Regions from separate parts of the Homo sapiens genome. Here region 1 is linked to region 2. Evidence: read pairs that join two places in POLR2A ChIA-PET (ENCODE). Cell type or tissue: B cell. All regions are shown on one strand. Links, peaks and the distances in the headings refer to the core of each region. The heading gives the core; the rest is flanking DNA. Region 1 overlaps ETHE1 (ETHE1 persulfide dioxygenase). Region 2 has its middle 6.2 kb from the start of ZNF283.

The links. Peaks named below come from ENCODE experiments on the same cell type or tissue, not always from the same donor. Only the 100,000 strongest peaks of a DNase experiment are listed, where the experiment ranks them.
Region 1: POLR2A ChIA-PET joins it to region 2 with 5 read pairs; 4 of 35 experiments call an interaction of 5 or more read pairs at or near these places.

The regions. Positions count from the first base shown.
Region 1 is chr19:43,512,079-43,517,460 of GRCh38, forward strand. All of the region lies in intron 3 of ETHE1 (ETHE1 persulfide dioxygenase), which reads right to left. Among named protein-coding and RNA genes, the nearest start is that of PHLDB3, 10 kb to the left of the region's middle. RefSeq lists an enhancer at 1,075-1,575. In B cell, for the core only: no CTCF peak of the experiment used is centred there; no DNase peak of the experiment used is centred there.
Region 2 is chr19:43,818,410-43,823,791 of GRCh38, forward strand. It overlaps a transcript of LYPD5 not described here. Among named protein-coding and RNA genes, the nearest start is that of ZNF283, 6.2 kb to the right of the region's middle. In B cell, for the core only: no CTCF peak of the experiment used is centred there; a DNase peak (open chromatin) is centred at 2,152; H3K4me3 peaks cover 762 bases; H3K27me3 peaks cover 1,658 bases.

The DNA of each region.
Region 1 (5,382 bases), core at 101-5,100, 310 kb before region 2:
GAGGCCTCCCCAGCCATGTGGAACTATGAGTCCATTAAACCTCTTTTTCTTTATAAATGACCCAGTCTTAGGGATGTCTTTATTAGCAGCATGAGAAAAGACTAATACAGTAAATTGGTACCAGTAAAGTGGGGTGCTGCTATAAGGAGATGTGAAAATGTGACTTTGGAACTGGGTAACAAGCAGAGGTTTGAACAGTTTGGAAGGCTCAGAAGAAGACAGAAAAATGTGGGAAAGTTTGGAACTTCCTAGAGACTTGTTGAGTGGCTTTGACCAATATGCCGAGAGTGATATGAACAATGAAGTCCAGGCTGACATGGTCTTACATGGAGATGAGGAACTTTTTGGGAACTGGGGTAAAGGTCACTTTTGTTATGTGTTAGCAAAGAGACTGGCAGCATTTTGCCCCTGCCCTAGAGATCTGTGGAACTTTGAACTTGAGAGAGATGACTTAGGGTACCTAGTAGAAGAAATTTCTCAGCAGGAAAGCATTCAAGAGGTGACTTGAGTGCTGTTAAAAGCATTCAAGAGGTGACTTGAGTGCTGTTAAAAGCATTCACTTCAGTTTTATGTATTCACAATGATATGGTTTGGAATTGGAACCTATGTTTAAAAGGGAAATAGAGCATAAATGTTTGGAAAATTTGCAGCCTGACAATGTGATAGAAAAAAAAACCCATTTTCTGAGGAAAAATTCAAGCCTGCTGCAGAAATTTGTATAAGTAACGAGGAGCCAAATGTTAATCACCAAGACAATGGGAAAAATGTCTCCAGGGCATGTCAGAGGTTTTCACAGCAGCCTCTCCCAACACAGGTCCAAAGGACTAGGAGAAAAAATGGTTTCATGGGCAGGGCCCATGGCCTTGCTGTTTTGTGCAGTCTCAGGACTTGGTGCCCTGCATCCCAGTCGGGGCTAAAAGGGGCCAAGTACAGCTCAGGCCATTGCTTCAGAGGGTGCAAGCCCCAAGCCTTGGTGGCTTACACGTGGTGCTGGGCCTGCTGGTGAACAGAAGTCAAGAACAGAGGTTTGGGAGCCTCCAGCTAGATTTGAGAGGCTGTATGGAAATGCCTGGATGTCCAGGCAGAGGTGTGCTGCAGGGGTGAAGCCTTCATAGGGAACCTCTGCTAGGACAGTGCAGAAGGGAAATGTGGAGTGGGAGCCCCCACAGAGAGTTCCCACTGGGGCACTGCCCCTAGTGGAGCTGTGAGAAGAGGGCCATCGCCCTCCAGAACCCAGAGTGTTAGATCCACCGAGAGCTTGCACCATGTGCCTGGAAAAGCCACAGATACTCCACACCAGCCCGTGAAAGCAGCCAGGAGTGGGGCTGTACCCTGCAAAGCCAGAGGGGCAGAGCTGCCCAAGACCATGGGAACCCACCTCTTGCATCAGCATGACCTGGATTTGAGACATGGAGTAAAAGATCTTTTTGGAGCTTTAAGATTTGACTGCCCCACTGGATTTAGGACTTGCACGGAGCCTGCAGCCCCTTCATTTTGGCCAATTTCTTCCATTTAGAATGGATGTATTTACCCAATCCCTGGATCCCACTGTATCTATGAAATAACTAAACTTGCTTTTGATTTTACAGGCCCATAGGTGGGAGGGACTTGCCTTGTCTCAGATGAGACTTTATTTTGTTGTTGATTTTTTTTTTTTTTTGGAGACAGAATCTCACTCTGTCACCCAGGCTGGGATGGAGTGGTGCAATCTTGGCTCACTGCAACCTCTGCTTCCCAGGTTCAACCAATTCTTGTGCCTCAGCCTCCCGAGTAGTTGAGACTACAGGCATGTGCCACCATGCCTGCCTAATTTTTGTATTTTTAGTATAGACAGGGTTTTATTATTTTGGGAAAGCTGGTCTTGAACTCCTGACCTCAGCTGATCTGCCTGCCTTGGCCTCCCAAAGTGCTGAGATAACAGGTGTGAGCCACCATGCCCGGCCTCAGATGAGACTTTGGACTGTGGACTTTTGAGTTAATAGTGAAATGAGTTGAGACTTTGGGGGACTGTTGGGAAGGTATGATTGGTTTTGAAATGTGAGGACATGAGATTTGGGAGCGACCAAAGTGGAATGATATGGTTTGGCTGTGTCCCCACCCAAATCTCATCTTGAATTATAGCTCCCATAATCCCCATGGGTTGTGGGAGGGAGCCGGTGGGAGGTAATTGAATCATGGGGGTGGGTTTTTCCCATGCTATTCTCATGATAGTGAATAAGTCTCACAAGATCTGATGATCTTACAAACGGCAGTTCCCCTGCACACACTTTCTTGCCTGTCGCCATGTAAGCCATGCCTTCACTCCTGTTTTGCCTTCCACCATGATTGGGAGGCCTCCCAAGCCAGGTGGAACTGTGAGCCCACTAAACCCCTTTTTCTTTATAAATGACCCAGTCTTGGGTATGTCTTTTTTTTTTTTTTTTTTTTGAGACAGTCTTGCTCTGTCACCCAGGCTGCAGTGCAGTGGTGCAATCTTGGCTCACTGCAACCTCTGCCTCCCCAGTTCAAGCAATTCTCCTGCCTCAGCCTCCTGAGTAGCTGGGATTACAGGCATGTACCACCACACCTGGCTAATTTTTATATTTTTAGTAGAGATGGGGATTCACCATGTTGGTCAGGCTGGTCTCAAACTCCTGACCACGTGATCCACCTGCCTTGGCCTCCCAAAGTGCTGGGATTACAGGCGTGAGCCACCACACCCAGCCTTCAGGTATGTCTTTATTAGCAGCATGAGAACAGACTAATACAGAAGGGATATTCAAATGTGATACCTAAAGTGATAAATCATTAAGGAAAAGATCAGTCAGAAGGTTCTGAATGGCAGCAACACCATAAACAAAATCTAAAGAGAACCAATATGCTGGGAAAATATATTTGTAACATATACATACCACACAGTGGTCAATATACTTAATATACAAACAGATCTTGCAAACCAATTTTAAAAAGGTAAGCACACTAATATAAAAATGGAATACCCAACAGTCATTAAAAGCAATACCGTTGAAATAAAATTCAATGTTTTACACTTTTAAAAATAAAAAATAGGCAGTGGTGGCTGGGCGCTGTGGCTCATACCTGTAATCCCAGCACTTTGGGAGGCCGAGGCGGGCAAATCACCTGAGGTCAGGAGTTCGAGACCACCCCGGCCAATGTGGTGAAACCCCATCTCTACTAAAAATACAAAAATTAGCCAGGCATGGTGGCACATGCTTGTAATCCCAGCTACTTGGGAGGATGAGGCAGGAGAATTGCTTTAACCCGGGAGGCGGAGGTTGCAGTGAGCCAAGATTGCACCATCACACTCCAGCCTGGATGACAAGAGCAAAACTCCGCCTTAAAAAAAAAAAAAAAAAAAGACAGTGAAAAGGTAGCCCTCAGAGTGGAAAATGATATTTACAAACATAAACAGTAGTCCTTCCTTATCCGCAGGGGATACCTCCAAGAACCCAGTGGATATCTGAAACCTCAGATAGTACAAACCCTATAAATACTGTTTTGTTTTGTTTTGTTTTGGACGGAGTCTGGCTCTGTCACCCAGACTGGAGTGCAATGGCATGATCCTGGCTCACTGCAACCTCCCCCTCCTGGGTTCAAGTGATTCTCCTGCCTCAGCCTCTCAAGTAGCTAGGGTTACAGGTGCCCACCACCATGCCCAGATAATTTTTGTATTTTTTAGTAGAGACAGGGTTTCACCATGTTGGTCAGGCTGGTCTCAAGCTCCTGACCTCAGGTGATTCACCCGCCTCAGGCTCCCAAAGTGCTGGGATTACAGGCGTGAGCCACCGTGACCGGCCAATCTATGTTTTTTTTTCATCTGATAATCAAGAAGGCTACTAAGTGATTAACGAATGGGTAACATACTCCTATACAGCACAGATACACTGGACGTAGGGATAATTCATGTCCTGAGTGGGATGGTGTGAGATTTTATCATGCTACTCAGAACGATGTACAATTTAAAACTTACTAATTGTTTATCTCTGGAATTTTCCATTGAATATCTTCACGCTATGGTTGACCACAGATAACTAAAACCACAGAAAGTGAAACCACAGGTAAAGGAGTTGTACTGGATCCAACAAAGTTCTTGGATCCGGAATATATAAAGATCATCTACAAATCAAAATTACTGGGCAGTTTCTACTAAAGCTAAATCTACACATACCCTGTGGCTCAACCCTTGGTATACATGTGGTCCTTGACTTAAGATGGTCTGACTTATGATTTTTTTTTTTTTAACCAGAGTCTCACTCTGTCACCCAGGCTGGAGTGCAGTGGTGCGATCTCGGCTCACTGCAACCTCCGCCTCCCGGGTTCAAGCGATTCTCCTGCCTCAGCCTCCTGAGTAGCTGGGATTACAGGCACTCACCATCACACCTGGCTAATTTTTGTCTTTTTAGTAGAGATGGGGTTTCACCACATTGGCCAGGCTGGTCTCAAACTCCTGACCTCAAATGATCCGCCTGCCTCATCCTCCCAAAATGCTGGGATTACAGGTGTGAGTCAGCCACCATGCCTGGCTTTTTTTTCTTTCTTTTTTTCTTTTTTTTTTTTTTTTTTGAGATAGAGTCTCTCTCTGTCGCCCAGGCTGCGGAGTGCAGTGGCATGATCTCGGCTCACTGCAACCTCGGCCTCCTGGGTTGAAGTGATTCTTGTGTCTCAGCCTTCTGAGTAGCTGGGATAACAGGCACGCATCACTGTGTCTAGCTAATTTTTGTACTGTTATTTAGTAGAGACGAGGTTTCATCATGTTGACCAGGCTGGTCTTGAACTCCTGGCATCAAGCAATCTGCCCACACTAGCCTCCCAAAGTGTTGGGATTACAGGTGTGATGTGCCCGATGACTAACAATTTATTGACTTTACAATAATGTGAAAGTGATACATTTTATTTCTTTTTTTCATTTGTCTTTTTTTTTCTTCAGTAAAGATGGGCTCTCACTATGTTGACCAGCCTGGTCTTGAACTCCTGGCCTCAAGCAATCCTCCCATCTCAGCCTCTCAATGTGCTGGGATTACAGGCATGAGCCACTGCACCAAGCCAAAAGTGATACACTTTCAATAGAAATCATATTCCATGCACCCATACAGCCATTCTGTTTTTCACTTTCAATTCAGTATTCAATAAATTACATGAGATATTCAACACTCTTGTATAAAATACAAGGCTTTGTGTTAGATGAGTTTGCCCAACTGTAGGCTAATGTAAATGTTCTGACCACTTTAAGGTAAAGTAGGCTAACCTATAATGTTCAGTAGGTTAAATGTATTAAATGCGGCCAGGCACGGTGGCTCACGCCTGTAATCCCAGCACTTTGGGAGGCCGAGGCAGGTAGATTACTTGAGGTCAGGAATTTGAGACCAGACTGGTGAACATGGT
Region 2 (5,382 bases), core at 196-5,195:
AGTGTAATTGATTGTTTAATTTTGTGTTTTAAGACCACCTAGCTGAGGAGAAGAAGGGAGGTGAATTCATCCACTGGTTCATGAAATGTTTGTCCCAGAGACTATTAACTCCGCTGTACTTCCAGGTCGCGTGTGAATAGTTCAATGGGTTCTGTAACGTCTCATGCATCAGCATCAACAGGAAAGCCCTGGGGCTTGAGACAAGTAGTGCCCATTGCAGGCATGAGGTCAGGTTTCGTTGCTGCTTGTGCCCATGTAGAGTTGTTCTGAGTTCATGCAGGGATGTTGCTGCAGCAGTGAATCAAGAGAAACAAGTTTCCAGAGGCCCCAGGCACAGGTGAGGCTGAGAGGATCTGAAGTGACACATAAGATGTGTCTGAACTCTTTCTTAATTCAACTCTTGCATGCAATTATCTGAGCCTGGTGATGATTAGAGTTTAAATTCTAAACTACTGATGCTGTATCATTAATGACTAATTGTCTATTATTAAAAGTTTCTGTCTCTTCTTGTCAATTCTTTAAGTTATAGCTTTCTAGGAAATTGACCATTTCATCTGTTTTCAAATTTATTCTAATTCAAAAAATATTTTCTATTCTTGTGTAGTCTTTTTCTTTCTTAATATTATTTGTGCCTGTTCTCTTTTTTATTCATCTTTTGAAATAATCTATTTTTTAATTATCTCAGAAATGGATCACTTCAAATAAGCAGTTGTTGGCATTTAGCCTCTATTGCATCAGTGTTTTCTATTTCTTTAACTTGTGCTTATTGTTGACCTCAACCAACTTTCTTTGTATTTATTCTATTATTCTGTGTTCTAACTTCAAGTTGGACATAGCCTTCATTCTTTTCATTTTTCCCTTCTTCTTCTTCTTCTTTTTTTTTTTTTTTTTTTGAGATGGAGTTTGCTCTTGTTGCCCAGGTTGGAGCGTAGTGGCATGATCTCAGCTCACTGCAATCTCCACCCCCAGGGTTCAAGCGAGTCTCCTGCCTCAGCCTCCCGAGGGGTCTAGGAGATTAGTGATTATTAGTTCTAGCGGGTTACAGTGACCGGTAGCACAGGAGGGATTGGCTTCCTTTTTCTGAAGGTGAACCGGGTCTTTTCTGTCCTTTTTCTAAGTAGCTTAAATAACACATGGTCAATAGGCACAATTTTCACAGGCCTCTAACTCATGACCCACTAATCCCCTAGACCCCCGTTGGAAAAAAGGAGAACGTGTAACCCTGGAGATCGATGGGTCAGGGCTAAACCCCCAAGTTGCCTTTTTAGTTTGAGGGGAGGTACACAGGCACTCTCCCAAACCAGTGTTTCAAACTTTTTATGATGAGCCGAATCTGCCAACACCAGAGCTTCCAAAAAGGACAAAAGAACTTGTTTCTCCAGCTAGCGGAAAGTGTAGCTCATTTCCTCAATGTTACTTTCTGTTATGTATGTGAGGGAACCACTATGGGAGACTGATGGCCTTGGGAAGCTAGAGAGTTGGTGCCCACTGATCCAGTTCCTGACCCAATTCCAGTTCAGAAGGCCCAAATTAGCAACTTCTGGGTCCTAAAAACTTCAATTATTGGACAATACTGTGTAGCTAGAGAAGGAAAAGACTTCACCATTCCTGTAGGAAAGCTCGATTGTCTAGGGCACACTCCAGCTGTCACTCTACACACAAACCCACACACTTGTGTCACAGTCACAGATTCATTCCAGTCCTGTCATACACCAAGCACTTTCTTCTTTTTGACACATACACACAGTCTGTCATACAAAGAGAAACACACCTGCTGTGTCATGAGCACACATGCAGTCACGAAGACATACCCTGGCCATTTCATGTGCACAGATGCACACACACCCCATTCCCTGTGTCACAAGACATCCCAGCCGTGGCACGTGCACTCTCATACAGACGCAACGTCACCATTCGCACGGTAGGGCACATCCTTGGCTCTATCACGCACATAATATTGCACACACCCCCTACACCATGTCTGTCACCACCACGGACGGTCCATCACACGCGGCCAGGGAGACGCCTGACCTCGTTTTGCCCCACCCCCTCCCTCAAGTCTTCATACCCAGCCACACTGTCGCCTTCTTCGGCTGCTCGCATTCGCCTCATTGCTTCTCCCACCCTTACCCGCACTGCCGACTGGGGCATGAGTCCGCAACGCCCTCTGCGCCTCGCCCTGCTTCGATGTCTCCTTCCGAAACTACACGCGGAACCCAAGAATCACTGGGATGCGCAAAGCGGATCAGGAGCGCACGCTCATTCGGCCCAGTGACCTGTGGGAATTGTAGTCCCGGGCCGGAAACGCAGGAGACGCCAGAAACCCAAGTTTGGGACGGCGCGTCCCAAGGGTTTCTGGAAGTTGTAACCTGTGCTCCGAGTGCGTAGGCGCAGGAACCCTTCGGGGGAATCCCTTTAGCAGGGAGCGTATATTGAAGAGTGCGTGCGGAGGTGAGAGCAATAAACTGATAACGGAAACAGATGGCATACTTCGTTTTCAGTTATCAAATTTCAAAAACTAAAAATGTAGATGGTACACAATATTGTTGAGAATGTGGGGAAATGAGAGCTTTCACACGTAGTGGGTGGAAATGACTACAGCTCTTTTACAGTTTTGTGTAGTAGCATTCACGAAGTGTGAAAGCAAACCCCTAAGCAACCAGCATTTTTACATACAAGAATCTAGCCTACAAAAATGCTGGCATGAAAGACAAAGATGTGGGTACAGTAATGCTTACCAAAGCCGTGTTTGTAATACTGAAGAATTCACATTGTAATACTGAAGAACCTCAATGTTCGTTTTTTGAGACACTGTTAGTCTGTGCTAGCCAATATGATAGCTATTTGTGGCTATTTAAAATTAAATCTATTAAAATTAAATAAAATTCGAAATTCAGTTTCTTACACTAGCCATGTTTCAAAGGCTCATTAGCCAAGACAGCTAGTGGCTACTGTATTGGACAAGAGGGATATAAACATTTCTAACATCACAGAAAGCTACATTGAACAGTGCTGGGTTAGGTAATAATTCAACGTTAAAAGGAATGAATTAAATCTATAACTGACATGAAATGAAGTAGAAGAATGTGTTGAAGTGGAAAGGGCAAATGGCAGAATTATATGGATAGCATGATCCCATTTCTGTATAAAATAGCTGTGTCTTTATACATACATTCAGTGTACAGAAAAATCTGGAAGAATACCTGAAAATATTAACTTTGGTCATTTCTGTAGATAGGGAATGAGTAGGGGGACACTTTCATTTCTGACATTATTTATCATCAGTTATTTGAATATTTAAAAACTGCAACAATTAACTGAATGTTGCTAAATCCAAATAAATATTTTTATTACTTATTTTGAAAGATTTTTGGCTGCCTTCTACTATCTCAGCGACGTACTCTTTCTTGAAATACTGAACTACTTTAGCTTAATAGACCTCCCTCATTTCTGTTTTATCTCCTCACTGAAAAGCATTAGAACATCTCTACAGCTATACCACTCTGAATGCTCCCGATCTGGTCCGAAAAGCATTAGAACATGGAATTACTTGAGTGATTAAAAGTAAAACAATAAGAAATTGATTGTGGCATCAGAAAAAGTGAAATCAGTTGGATCAATTTAAAATCCCAACATAAGTTTTTTTTAAAACGTTTTTCTTTTTACTTTGTAATTACAAAAGCAATGCATGTTTATTACATGAAATATGAATATAGAACAAGTGCAATAACAGAAAAGATCCCTGTAGCCCATGGAGTGGCTGAAAATGATGATTGCTAGTGGGTATTGGTGTCTTTTTGGGCAATGAAAATGTTCTAAAATTGATTGTGATGATGGTTGCATAGCTCTTTGAATAAACTAGAAACTACTGAATTCGGCCAGGCACGGTGGCTCACACCTGTAATCCCAGCACTTTGGGAGACTGAGGTGGGCAGATCACCTGAGGTCAGGAGTTCAAGACCAGCATGGCCAACATGGTGAAACCCCTGTCTTTACTAAAAAATACAAAAATTAGCCAGGCGTGATGGCAGGTGCCTGTAATCCCAGCTAATCGGGAGGCTGAGGCAGGAGAGTCGCTTGAACCCAGGAGGCGGAGGTTGCAGTGAGCTGAGATCACGCCATTGAACTCCAACCTGGGCAACAAGAGCAAAACTCTGTCTCAAAGAAATAAAAAAGAATCTACTGAATTGTACACTTTAAATGGGTGAGTTTTAGAGTATATGAATTATATCTCAGTAAAAGTATTACAGAAAAGCAATAATCTCAGTGAGCTGAGATCACGCCATTGAACTCCAACCTGGGCAACAAGAGCAAAACTCTGTCTCAAAGAAATAAAAAAGAATCTACTGAATTGTACACTTTAAATGGGTGAGTTTTAGAGTATATGAATTATATCTCAGTAAAAGTATTACAGAAAAGCAATAATCTGTGTTAACTAGTTAACCACCTGGAAAAATAAAGTAACTTCCATCCCTCACACATTAAAACAAATAATGTTCACGACATGTATAACTTAAAAATAGACTACCAGAGTGCTTATCAAATTACAAATTGATGTTATTATAATTTTGGTCTGTAGGCTTGACAGCCAAAACACAAATTATGAAGTAAATAGTTAATAAATTATAGAAAATATAAAGTATGTTTCAGTAAACTTCCCTGCCTCCCTCAAATTTAAGTAGCAAATAAACTAAGGGAAAATATTTCAGATACAACAAACAGATAATAAATTTAAAACAAATCAACATATAGATGAATACAAAAATGTGTAGAAATAGGTAAAGAATATAGACTCTTAGAAGGAAAAATTGAAAATGACCAATAAATACTTGAATGCATATGTAAGCTTATGAGAAATAAAAGACATGGAAATATTATGAAAATAAAGGCCGGGCGCAGTGGCTCACGCCTGTAATCCCAGCACTTTGGGAGGCTGAGGTGGGCGGATCACCTGAGGTTGGGAGTTCAAGACCAGCCTGACCCACATGGAGAAGCCCCATATCTACTAAAAATACAAAATTAGCTGGGCTTGGTGGCGCATGTCTGTAGTCCCAGCTACTTGGGAAGGCTGAGGGAGGAGAATCGCTTGAACCTGGGAGGTGGAGGTTGCGGTGAGCCAAGATCGTGCCATTGCTCCAGCCTGGGCAACTAGAGCAAAACTCTGTCTCAAAAAAAAAAAAAAAAAAGAAAGAAAGAAAAGAAAAAAGAAAAAGAAAATAAAATGTTATCATTGGTTTAAGGACTGGGAAATGGTCAAAACAATTGTAAATTTTAAGAAGATATTCATTCACAATACTTTTGGTGGGAGGAATCCACTTACAACCTTTCTGAGAGTAACTTTACATAAATATTTAAGAGAAGCATCTCTTTTAATTCAGGAAT